Linked DNA regions of Homo sapiens: region 2 is linked to region 1. The links are chromatin loops, found by intact Hi-C in ENCODE. Cell type or tissue: dorsolateral prefrontal cortex. All regions are shown on one strand. Links, peaks and the distances in the headings refer to the core of each region. The heading gives the core; the rest is flanking DNA.

Region 1 (5,383 bases), core at 70-5,069:
CTAGTTCTCCTGAATCAAGACTGAAATTTGTTGTGCCCCTTGGAGACCGTGTCTTTCTACCCAGCGGGATATAGCTGGCTCCTCTTCTCACCTGCTTTGTCCTGTTGCCACTATATTTCCATGCCTCACTGCAAAATTCTGAGAAGGCACAGATGTAAGTGAGTCTAATTGCTGATATAAAACAAAGTATCATCTGAGCTACTGAAAGCATTTGCATAAGTGGGCTCGGAGTCAAATGTAGTGAGCCTCATGAATGTGCATGAAAAAGGAAATCCTTGTATGAGTTAGAGAGAGCTGATTTTGGATACTAAGCTTAAATGTAAACCTCAGCAAAATTCTTGAGTAGATTATTAAGCTATGATGAGTAATGACCTAGAAAAGAAAGTTGATCACCTGGAATCAACCTAGGGTCACCAAGAATAAATCATGACAAACCTTTTCTCATAGTTTCTATAATTGTGATGCTTATTGGCAGCATAATATTTCATTTATCTCTATCCTTGAGACCTGTATTTTTTGCTATCTTAAAAACTTGGCAGTGAATATCTTTAGGCATTTACTTTTTTTCTTCTCTTGTATCATTCCCTGCATGGGGCACTTGTTTTGTTTCAGGAAAAGGGAGGGGAACTATCTAGATAGAAGGAACAGTGTGAAGGAGAAACAAAGAAACAATAAAGAGTGATCTTGGAGCAGTTTGGTGAGCACTAGCCAATTGAATTTGAAGTGAAGAGTGGTGGGAGAGAGGGCTGATGAAATAGGAACTCTAATTTTAACACACAGTTGATGGGGATTCAATGGGACCCAGACTCTGAGCAAGAAACAGAAAGGATTGTGTGGATAAAACAAAACTGGAGGCAAATAATTACTAATGGTAAAGGTAGGCGTGGGGAGGGGGACCTGTATCAGAAATAGGATTCATTCAAACATTTATTAAACCCTTACTGGGATACTTTCTGGGAAGGGGCCCTTTTCTCTCCAAGTCAAATGGTGAGCATATTCCTATGACTTTTAACACCAGTTTCCAAATTACTATCTTACACGAGTTCTGCAAAATGATGCTGTCACTGGCAGAGTATGAGAGCATCGCTTCACTGATGCACGACACTCAAACTTTACTTATTGAAGAGATATTTTTCAATCACTTCTGGCTCTGGCATTTTCAGATTTTCAACTAAATTTCCTCTTCTTCCTCCACCTGGAAACATGCTCACAACCTAAATTTTATCCTCCACCACTAACAAATTTTCCTTAATTCTGCTGAAATTTTTGCCCCAAATCTGTTTAGGTTTGATGAACTTTTAGAAAGAAATCTATACCAACTGCCTCTGTATCATCTTTTCCCACTCATTCATAAAACCTGTGTGATCTTGTTTCTGCCATTAACATCTGACTTCACGTGATATTTCAGATACCACCAATCCCAACTCCTCTCAATTGTTCAATTTCCCATCTAATTATTCTCCCTTTTTTATGGAGGTGTGGGGTGGGGACTGGACACCTCAGTTCTCATCTCTTTAAGTTCTAACTTAGTGTGGTATCCAAATGATTGGTCACATCTTTTTCTTTGGTTTTGTTTGTGTTTTAAGTTAAAGGCTGCATTCTCCAGGCTGTCATAAAAACACACCAATTTGGTTCTCCTCCCACATCTCAGAGTTCTTTCCATCTCTTAAGTGAGAACGCTGGTGTCTCATCATCCCTCACTCCTCTCCCCTTTATTTTCTGCTCTCTTTTCTCTCCATCGTACACTGTCTTGTTTTCAATTATTATTTTAAAAGAAAGATCTATGAGAAAATGCCTCATTCCAATCTCACCCTGACTGCAGTCCTACTTCTACCTCCCTGATGATATCTCTCTGCAGATGGTCCATTAGTGTTTAATGAACAAACAACTAACCACACACTGCTAATCAAATGTGGAATAAACTCCATTTCCAGGCGTTCAAAGGCCTCCATACAGTGACTTCCACCTTGCCTTCCACTGTCCACTCCAGGACACCTTAAGACCCTCTTAAACCAGCGATTCCCTGAGCCTGTTCTGCGCTGGTTCCTCTAGGCTTGCTCTGTCCTCTCTGCTTGAAAGGCTTGATGATTTTGGCCTGATTGACCTTGATTTTGTTATCTATAACTTACAATGTGTTTTGTGAGCAGTTTAATAAATAAGGAAGACATGCTTGTTTCTGGAATGGACTAAAAGTCACCAACACAAAGTTTTTGTTTTGTTTTGTTTTGTTTTGTGTTTTGAGAGTTTCGCTCTTGTAGCCCAGGCTGGAGTGCAGTGGCGCGATCTCGGCTCATTGCAACCTCCATCTCCCGGGTTCAAGCAATTCTCCAGCCTCCCGAGTAGCTGGGATTACAGGCGCCCGCCACCGCGCCCGGCTAATTCAATACAAAGATTAAAGCGGCACTTTTTTTTTTTTTTTTTTTTTTTAAAGTAAGGAGCACAGTGCCATCTAGTGGAAAAAATGTGTAGTTGCAGGGGAAACTGGGCGGATCCATTATTCAGCAAGTATTTATTGACAGCTTTGTGTGTCAGGTGCTGGGTTCTAGGTACTGAAAACACAGCAGTGAATAAATCAGATAAAACCTCTGACCTCATGGTGCTTATGTTAGCTATTCTGTGAATTTACCATAGCTACGTAAGGACAGCCAAAGTCAATACCTTAATTAGGTGATGTTTGGAGGCTTGAAAAATCCAGTCACAGTTAGCCTTGTCACTGTAGTTTTCAGGATAGTTTAGACTCTGTATGAGACCTTCTTCAAAAAGGACAGTTAAGTAACTGCAACCTGAATCTGAAACGTAAGAAAAAGTCCAAACAGATGGCACCATTCAAATAAAGAAGAATTCTCACTGCTCTCCCTCCTGTCTCCTGAAAATGATGCATATCAATTGCATTTTCAGACACTGCGAACAAGAAAAGACGTAGTGCATGATTCTCCAGAACTCATCAGGCCCTCTCGACTCACTTGGAGGGGCAATCACTACGAGCTAGCAGGGTGAACTCAGGGTTGAGGGGGAGACTGCCCCCTGTTCTCTAGTTGGCCTGTGCCCCTCTCCCATGTGGAGTCAGTTGGGCCTTGGGAGAGGGATCCCTGCCACTCACCTAATTCCTATGGGGCCTAAGCTTCTACAGAAGGTGGAGATAGTATGTGATTAAAAGTAAATGGTTTTACCAGGAATGTAGTTTGGTTTAAGAGCTTTATAGGTAAGATTAAACCCAGCTGCATTATCTGTGGCATCAGAGACGAATTTCAGCCTTAGAGAATTAGAGCCAATAAGAATGGATGAAGGGAGGCTTTCTCCACAAAATTTTCCTGCAGGATGAGAAAAAAGGATTCTTTGTTCAGAATCTAGAAAATAGTTCCCATTCAATGATTTAAGAAGAACTGAATTTGCCATGATATTTCAGGATTGTCCAATCCAAAGTTTCTCAGTCTTGTCACAATTGACATTTTGAGCCAGAACCTTCTTTGTGTTCTTGCCATCCTGCATCTTTTGTAGGATATTTGGTAGCATTTCTGGCCTCTACCAGTGACAATTCCTGCCCTTGTGACAACTGAAAAATGCTTCTCATTCATTGCCAAATGTGTCCTGAGGGTTGGGGGTACAAAATCACCTCCAGCTGAGAAACCACAGAAACACCATTCCATTTCTGTTTCTTGTAAGTAACCTGTCTCCTTCTCATGGTTGTCTATTTGTATTTTCCTTCTTAGCTTGATGAGGCAGGGAAAGGTCATTTTCACAGCTAGGAAAGCAGTGAGCTGTCTGGACATCCTGAGAGGCCCTGGAATATATCTAGAGTTTATTCCTCATGGACACCAGGTCTGGCAAATGGGCCTAGGAAGCCTGGTTTGATGGGAAGCAGATTTGGCAAGTAAATTGCCCTGTGACCTTGCAGCCATCACCCAGGCTCAGATTTGGTTCCTTCCCACTCCCAATTCTGAGTCTCAAAGCGGAAGTCAAGAAGTGTGGCATTTACAGATGGCTGAGTGCCAGACATAAGATAACTAGGCCTCATTAAGCCCACTTGGCACTGGTTTCCATTTGACACTGTGAAAATCCACTCACCAATGGGTCTGTCTTCTAAAGAATACATTGACAGGTAACTGTGGTGACAAGACTCAACATCTAGGTGGGAAAAACTGAGCAACACATGCATTTCCTCTGGTACCAGCAGGGTCCAGACACACCGTCTGTAGGCAGATCATGGAGAGGGCGTTATTTCTAGACAGAAAACGACTATCACAGTCCAATTGGTGGGCCCAGACCGGAGGTGGGAGTAAGGAGGAGGAGTACAAAGGGGGTTACTCACTGCTTGCTCTCATAATATAGGTGGAGGCTTTCTGGGAAGTGCAGCTTCCCCTCAGCCCCGCTGACTATGACATCCTGCTCACTGCACCAGGCTGGGAGGGAAAGCCAGGAGAGTCAGGGTTAGTTATGCCAGTTAACCACAGCAGCCCCTCCCTCCAGAAGCTGCAAACACCATAGCCTCCTGGTTCTTCTTGATGTACTCTTCGTTCTTCATGAAATCTTCTCCTGTCTTTGCTTCTATGATGCCTTTTTGGTTCCTTTTAGATCCTGCTTAACCTTGAGATTCTATGATTGGTTTTCTTTCCTTAACTCTTCTCTCTCTTTTTATTTTATTTTATTTTATCTTTGAGGCAGGGCCTCAATCTCTCACCGAGGGTGGAGTGCAGTGGCACGATCACAGCTTACTGCAACCTCAACCTCCTGGGCTCAGGCAATCCTCCTGCTTCAGCCTGTCGGGCAGCTGAGACCACAGACTCACACTGCCACACCCGGCTAATTTTTTGAAGAAATTATTTGTGAGACAGAGTCTCACTTTGTTGCCTAGGCTTGGTCTTGAACTCCTGGACTCAAGCGATCCTCCCACCTGAGCCTCCCAAATTGCTGTGATTACAGGCGTGAGCCACCTCTGGCCCTTTACTCTTCTTTTGCTGACCTCATACTTTATTCTATAAGTGCAGGTATTTCCCAGCTTCTAGCCTTCGTCCTCATCTGCTCTGTCTCTATGATCCCTTGGACCAGGTTCATTCACACCCTCCATTTCAGATGTCATCTCTACATTTCTGAACTTCAGACCTGATTTTTTATGACGGTTTCCTAGCTGTCTCCCTCAGAACTCAATATGCTATAAATAGAATTCCTTGGGTCAGCAAAACTGCACCCACTTCTGATTTTATTATTTTTGTGTGCCCTTCTCTTAGTCTCTCATGCTCAAAACTTTGGTACTATCTTCTCTTCCTCCTTCTTCGTTACAACCTTTCATCTAATTGGCTCCCAATCCTCATTTCTCGTTTCTATTCCTTCCTTTTCATTCTGTGGATATTGCCTTGGTTCAAACCTTCATTTCTTGTCTCTCAAA
Region 2 (5,383 bases), core at 56-5,055, 420 kb before region 1:
TCTGTCTTGTTCACTATTATGTTTGAGCCAATTTCTGGTGTCCAAATATTAAGTGAGTGAATACACCATCCCCCACCCCCAGACTGATTTCTGTATGTTTTATCTTCATGGGTGACACCAGTCCCACCCTCAGTCACTCAGGTTGGAAATTTGGAGTTATACTAGAAACTTCTTTTACCATCACCACATCCTCACTTTCCCATATCCAACAGTCACCAGTTCCCGCCAGTTTTATCTCGTAATAATTTCTCAGATCTGTCTTCTATCTCTGTCCCTATGATCACCTTATTTCCAGCCATCAGACCTCTCTTCTGTCTTATTGCACCTCTTAATGTGCTTCCTGCCTCAGTTTTTAACCACCCAAATCCAGCCTCAATGGAAGCCAGAGTGGTCTTTCTAAAAAGCAGATGTGACCCTGCTGTTTTCCTATGTGAAACTCTTCAGTGGGCCCATTCAACTATGGGATCAAGTCTAAGCTCTTTAGCATGACACGTGAGAATATGGTGGAATAAGGTGGAATGAATCTGGTGGAATAAGGTGCACCCCTTGCGTTAGACTAACTGCAGGGTGTGCCCCACAGTTTCCTGCCTCCATTCTTAAGCTGTCCCCTCAGCCTAAAATGATTGTCTTTCCCCTCTGCCTTCCCCCTCCTGGTGGATTCTCCCTCATCATTCTTTTAAGCATCAGTTTTGGGGTCACCTAAACTCCCTGTGCTCTTTTGCATTTTCCTTAGCACTGTACCTATACTTAAAACATTATCTGCCAGCCAGGCACAGTGGCACATGCCTATAATCCCAGCAATTTGGGAAGCCAAGGCGGGTGGATCACGAGGTCAGGTGTTCGAGACCAGCCTGGCCAACATAGCGAAACCTCATCTCTACTAAAAATACGAAAAAAAAAAAAATAGCTGGGTGTGGTGGCAGGCGCCTGTAATCCCAGCTACTCGGGAGGCTGAGGAAGGAGAATTGCTTGAACCTGGGAAGTGGAGGTTGCAGTGAGCCGAGATCGCGCCACTGCACTCCAGCCCAGGTGACAGTACGAGACTCTATCTCAAAAAACAAAAAACAAACAAACAAACAAACAAACATTATCTGCCATGTGTCTGCCTCCTTCATTAGATCAGATTGGAACTCACTGAGGGAAAGGACTGTGTATTATTTATCTTTTTATTCTCTTCATCTAACTCCATGACTGAAACATAGTGAGGATTTGATAAACGTTTGAATAAATGAAAGAATAATGAATGACCCATCGAGATAGATTTCTGGCTGAATTCTGGTCATTGTCATCAAGTTATGGCATAAAATTACATTTCCAAAATCTGAAAAATATTAGTGTAATCTGCAAAATGTGAATTCATTATGTGCTGTGTGTTACTGAACATTGCATTGTTGCTTTTCAGCAAGTGCTCATGTCTTACTTTCCCTGTTGTCCTATTAAGTTCAAAAGTCGACTTAACAAAATCTAAACAGAAAAAAGAGAATGGGGGAATAGGAACAAGAGAAGATTACATCCATTTTTTTTTGTCTTATGAATTTGAAGCATTTTCTCAAATGTGAAGAAAAGGGCACTTTTTCAGCAGTAAAGTAATTGTGTTTTTATTATAAAGTGTATTATGTTAGGCATGTGGGCAATATGACTCAATGAATAGTTCTTCAGGATTAGTGTATGCCTAGTTGAAACTTAATGCTCTTTCCCTCAGCATGCATGTAGGATCTGAATTTTCACTGTGAAAGCAAATGCTCCTGTTGGAGACCTTTATCATCAACTTGTTGGAATTCATGCCTAGAATATTTTAAGTTGAACAATTCTATCACAGTGGCATGCATAGATTGCTGAGAAAGGCACAGTGCTAATGATGCTGTAGACATCTTAAAAGCTAGGAATGCTCCATGTAATGTAGATGGCAGAGAAAATGAAGTGTGCCAGTCTGTTTTCTGTTGCTTATAACAAAATATCTGAAACTGAGTAATTTCTAAAGAAAAGGAATTTATTTTTTACAGTTATAGAGGCTGGAAAGTCCAAGGTTGAGAGGTCACATATGATGAGAATCTTCTTGCCAGTGGGAACTTTCTGAAGAGTCCCAAGGTGGTGTAAGGACCCAGAAATTTCTGATCTTCTTCTACATCTAATTGCCCTGGGTCGAGGCAGGGTATCACAGGGCAAGGGGGCTGAGCATGCTAATGTGTTAGCTCAGGCCTCTCTTCTTCTTATAAAGCAATCACTTCCCCTCCCATGATAACCTATTAATCCATTAGCCCATTAATCCATAAATAACAAATTCATTCATGAAGACAGAGCCCATATCATCCAATCACCTCTTTTAAAGGCCCCCACCTCTCAATACTACCAGATTGGTGATTAAGTTTCAACATGAGTTTTGGAGGAGACATTCAAACCATAGCAACCAATCCCAAACTGAGGTAAGTGAAGCTGCACAGTGGTTTTAAAACTGTTTTACTGAGCCCTAAGATTCTGCAACATTGTCTTGGGGCCACCTACAGGTGGACTTAAGAAGTGAAACTGAAGCTGCCCCTCATTCCCACTGCAAAGAGCAGTAACTCTGGTACCTGGTTTAAAGAGGGTGGTTCTTTATTACATTTTACTTGATATTTGACTTGATTTAGTTGAATATAACTGTTGTTGTGTTCTATAATACGGAGAAAATTTTGAATGAATAAAACTAGGTATAGTTTTAAGTAGCAAGATTCCGAGTAGCTTAAGAGGATTAAAAAACAAGGAAGATATTTTAGATTCTCACATTCTAATTCTTACAAGTGGAGAAGAAGGGGAGACTGCGTTAACTTGGAAACTAATACTGATGAGCACAAATGTAAAGGGTTATGAGCACACAAATGAAGGGTCCATGCACTACACCTAGGAACTTTAAGGAGGCATATTCTGTGAAGATATTTTCAGGAGTGCTGATACCCAGAAAGAATTGGTGTTTTGGAAACATCTAGAGAATAGTCAAAAATGTATGTTAATTTATGTTTGAATCAGGAAGGAAGATATCTCTCTGCCTAGGGAGAGGGAGTAATGATAACAGATGCCAGAAAACATCCAACAGAGGCAGGAGCAATGCCAGCAGATAAAGTTGGGGAGCTGGCCCAGTTCTCAACAGTGGAGGGTATGTGGACCCTAGAAACTCAAGGCTTGTGAGCTTGGTGTCCATCTCTGGCAAAGTCCTAAGCCAATTTAGCAGATGGTTTGAGAGCACTAAGGAAAGATGCTGGAGAGTTAGCTTAGTAAAACAAAGTCTTGGTAAACTTCCATGCTTCTCTTATTGATAGAGTCTGTCTTGACTTCAGCAATATTTTTATTGGGCAGTTTATGATAACCAATATGTCTTTTTTTCCGTTGAGAACAAAAAAACTGACTCAAGGAAAGAATAGGAGGGGTGAAGCTCATGCCAGAGAAGCAGGAAGATACTTCCTTATGGGCAGCTTGATGGAGCCACATAGAATCTGCTTAAGGCAGCGGGAAGCTTAGATAATCTACCAGCTCTAGGTGCAGAGTGTCCCCTAATACTGCATTTCCCCAACTGAGAACCATGACCACCTCCCGCCTTCAGAGATACTTTGGGGTATTTATTTAAAATGCCCCATCCAGAATCATGATCTCTGGAGGCATAGCCCAGGAATCTATACTTTTAACAAGCTTCCCAAATACTTACCAAGCACATATAAATTTTAGAACCGTTGCTTCAAAGATAAGATTATTTGCTGTGAGGAAAGCTACCCAGTTAGAGAAACAGAGAAAGTCTTTAGTTGTTTCATAAGCAGGTTCATTTTTTATATATGATTGTGACCCAGAAATTTCTGATCTTCCTCTACATCTAATTGCCCTGGGTCAAGCCCAACCCAAATGCCATCTGGTGACAGCCACTTATGCTGCAAAAGCAGAGCTGATGAGGCAAATCTTTTGAGCAGTAAAATGGGATTTTGCATCAGGTAAAGACCTTAGGTGAAGAGCAATGAGGCATACTGAAAGAAACTTAGTTCTACACAATTCCTTGAGAAACTCAGTCTCCATGCTGCCTGGATTGGGGGCAGGGATGTATCAGTACATCTGTAAACAACTAATTCTCCAGAATAGAAAAGGTATGCATAAATATACACGCATACGTTTATTTTAAGTGTTACTCATATAAATGCTGTGCGGTGCACAATTCATAATAAAATACACATTGCATTTTATTGATTACATTACAATTGATTCTCACAGAATGCTTTTCTTGATTTTTGTCAAACTCCTGTATCCATAGCAACCTTAGGTTGCAGCTGACAAATGAGTGTAGGCCCAACAAGCCTGTTGGTTGATAGCTTCATTTATATGAACAAGTAAGAGGAAAGTAAAACAATGACACATGTCAGAACTTCACTTATTCATCAATAATCTGAGCAACTTCTTGAATCAGATAATAGTTTTTTAATATTGGAAGAATATGTCCTCAATATTTTGTGCTGTTTACAAAGTAATGTCTACAGACAAGACACACTTTTCATCTGTTATTTACATTTTCTCCAGCACTATCGTAAGACTTTCATAAAACGTCACTTTCAGAAGACCTTAACAAAATAATAAATAAAACCTTGGTTTGTGGTGTTTGCAAGTTTTGTGGTATAAGTGCTCCCAGCCTGGCTGTTTTCAAGCTACCAATAAGATATTGCTGACCGTGGAGCTGGGAAGAGATGTGCAGTAGTGCATCAATATCTGGTATTTCCAGGTGGAGAAGAAGGGATACTATAGATGTAAGTACTATAGATGTAAGTAAGATACTATAGACGTAAGTGGAGAAGAAGAAGATACTAGAGATGTAAGTAACACTGAGAGCATAGACAATAAATTGTAGTTAAATGAGTAGGAAATGATAACTTTTGAGAATCATCTTTGAATATCACCTTTGACTTTTGAATATTACCTTTGTTTTCAGCATAGTTTATTGAATTTTACATTTATATAATTTAGTTTTTCATGGTGGCTGTGTTTAATAATCAGCTCTCAAAATTCCTGAAAATTTAAGTTGATTCTTATGAGCTTCTGTGAGCTGAGTCTAATTCACTACTGAATGGGCAGATTTTCTGAACTCACAGATATGTGACGGGGTTATATCCCTGCTTTTATGCAGGAGCATATGTATGATACTCAGGCACATTTCTATATTTGCATACAAATGCAGCTCCTCTAAACCAGAGCATAACAGTATCATGTCTGACAAATGTGTCCTGCCCCTGGGCATCACAATGAGAGGAATTCCTAAACAGATGAGATCAGATCCAATAGAACAGGTTTCCTCTGTCATGTCTGGGAAACTATTTATGACTCATACTCTTTGCCAGCTCTGTGTTTTGCATCAGTAGATATTCTGACATGTAAAGGT

The links. Hi-C counts contacts between places; a loop is a spot of excess contacts. Peaks named below come from ENCODE experiments on the same cell type or tissue, not always from the same donor. Only the 100,000 strongest peaks of a DNase experiment are listed, where the experiment ranks them.
Region 2: it touches region 1 in a loop (2.0-fold over the local background); 1 of 110 quality-filtered maps calls a loop at or near these places.

The regions. Positions count from the first base shown.
Region 1 is chr11:7,692,400-7,697,782 of GRCh38, forward strand. It overlaps OVCH2 (ovochymase 2), which reads right to left. Exons shown (of 16, transcript NM_198185.7): 9 at 4,310-4,400; 10 at 4,066-4,190; 11 at 3,171-3,311; 12 at 2,659-2,789. LOC105376533 (a long non-coding RNA gene) reads left to right here. Exons shown (of 11, transcript XR_007062576.1): 4 at 1-154. Among named protein-coding and RNA genes, the nearest start is that of OVCH2, 11 kb to the right of the region's middle. In dorsolateral prefrontal cortex, for the core only: CTCF peaks have their summits at 2,495 (motif pointing left) and 2,696; a DNase peak (open chromatin) is centred at 2,399; H3K4me3 peaks cover 405 bases; H3K27ac peaks cover 1,656 bases.
Region 2 is chr11:7,276,002-7,281,384 of GRCh38, forward strand. All of the region lies in intron 1 of SYT9 (synaptotagmin 9), which reads left to right. Among named protein-coding and RNA genes, the nearest start is that of SYT9, 27 kb to the left of the region's middle. In dorsolateral prefrontal cortex, for the core only: a CTCF peak has its summit at 2,476 (motif pointing left); no DNase peak of the experiment used is centred there.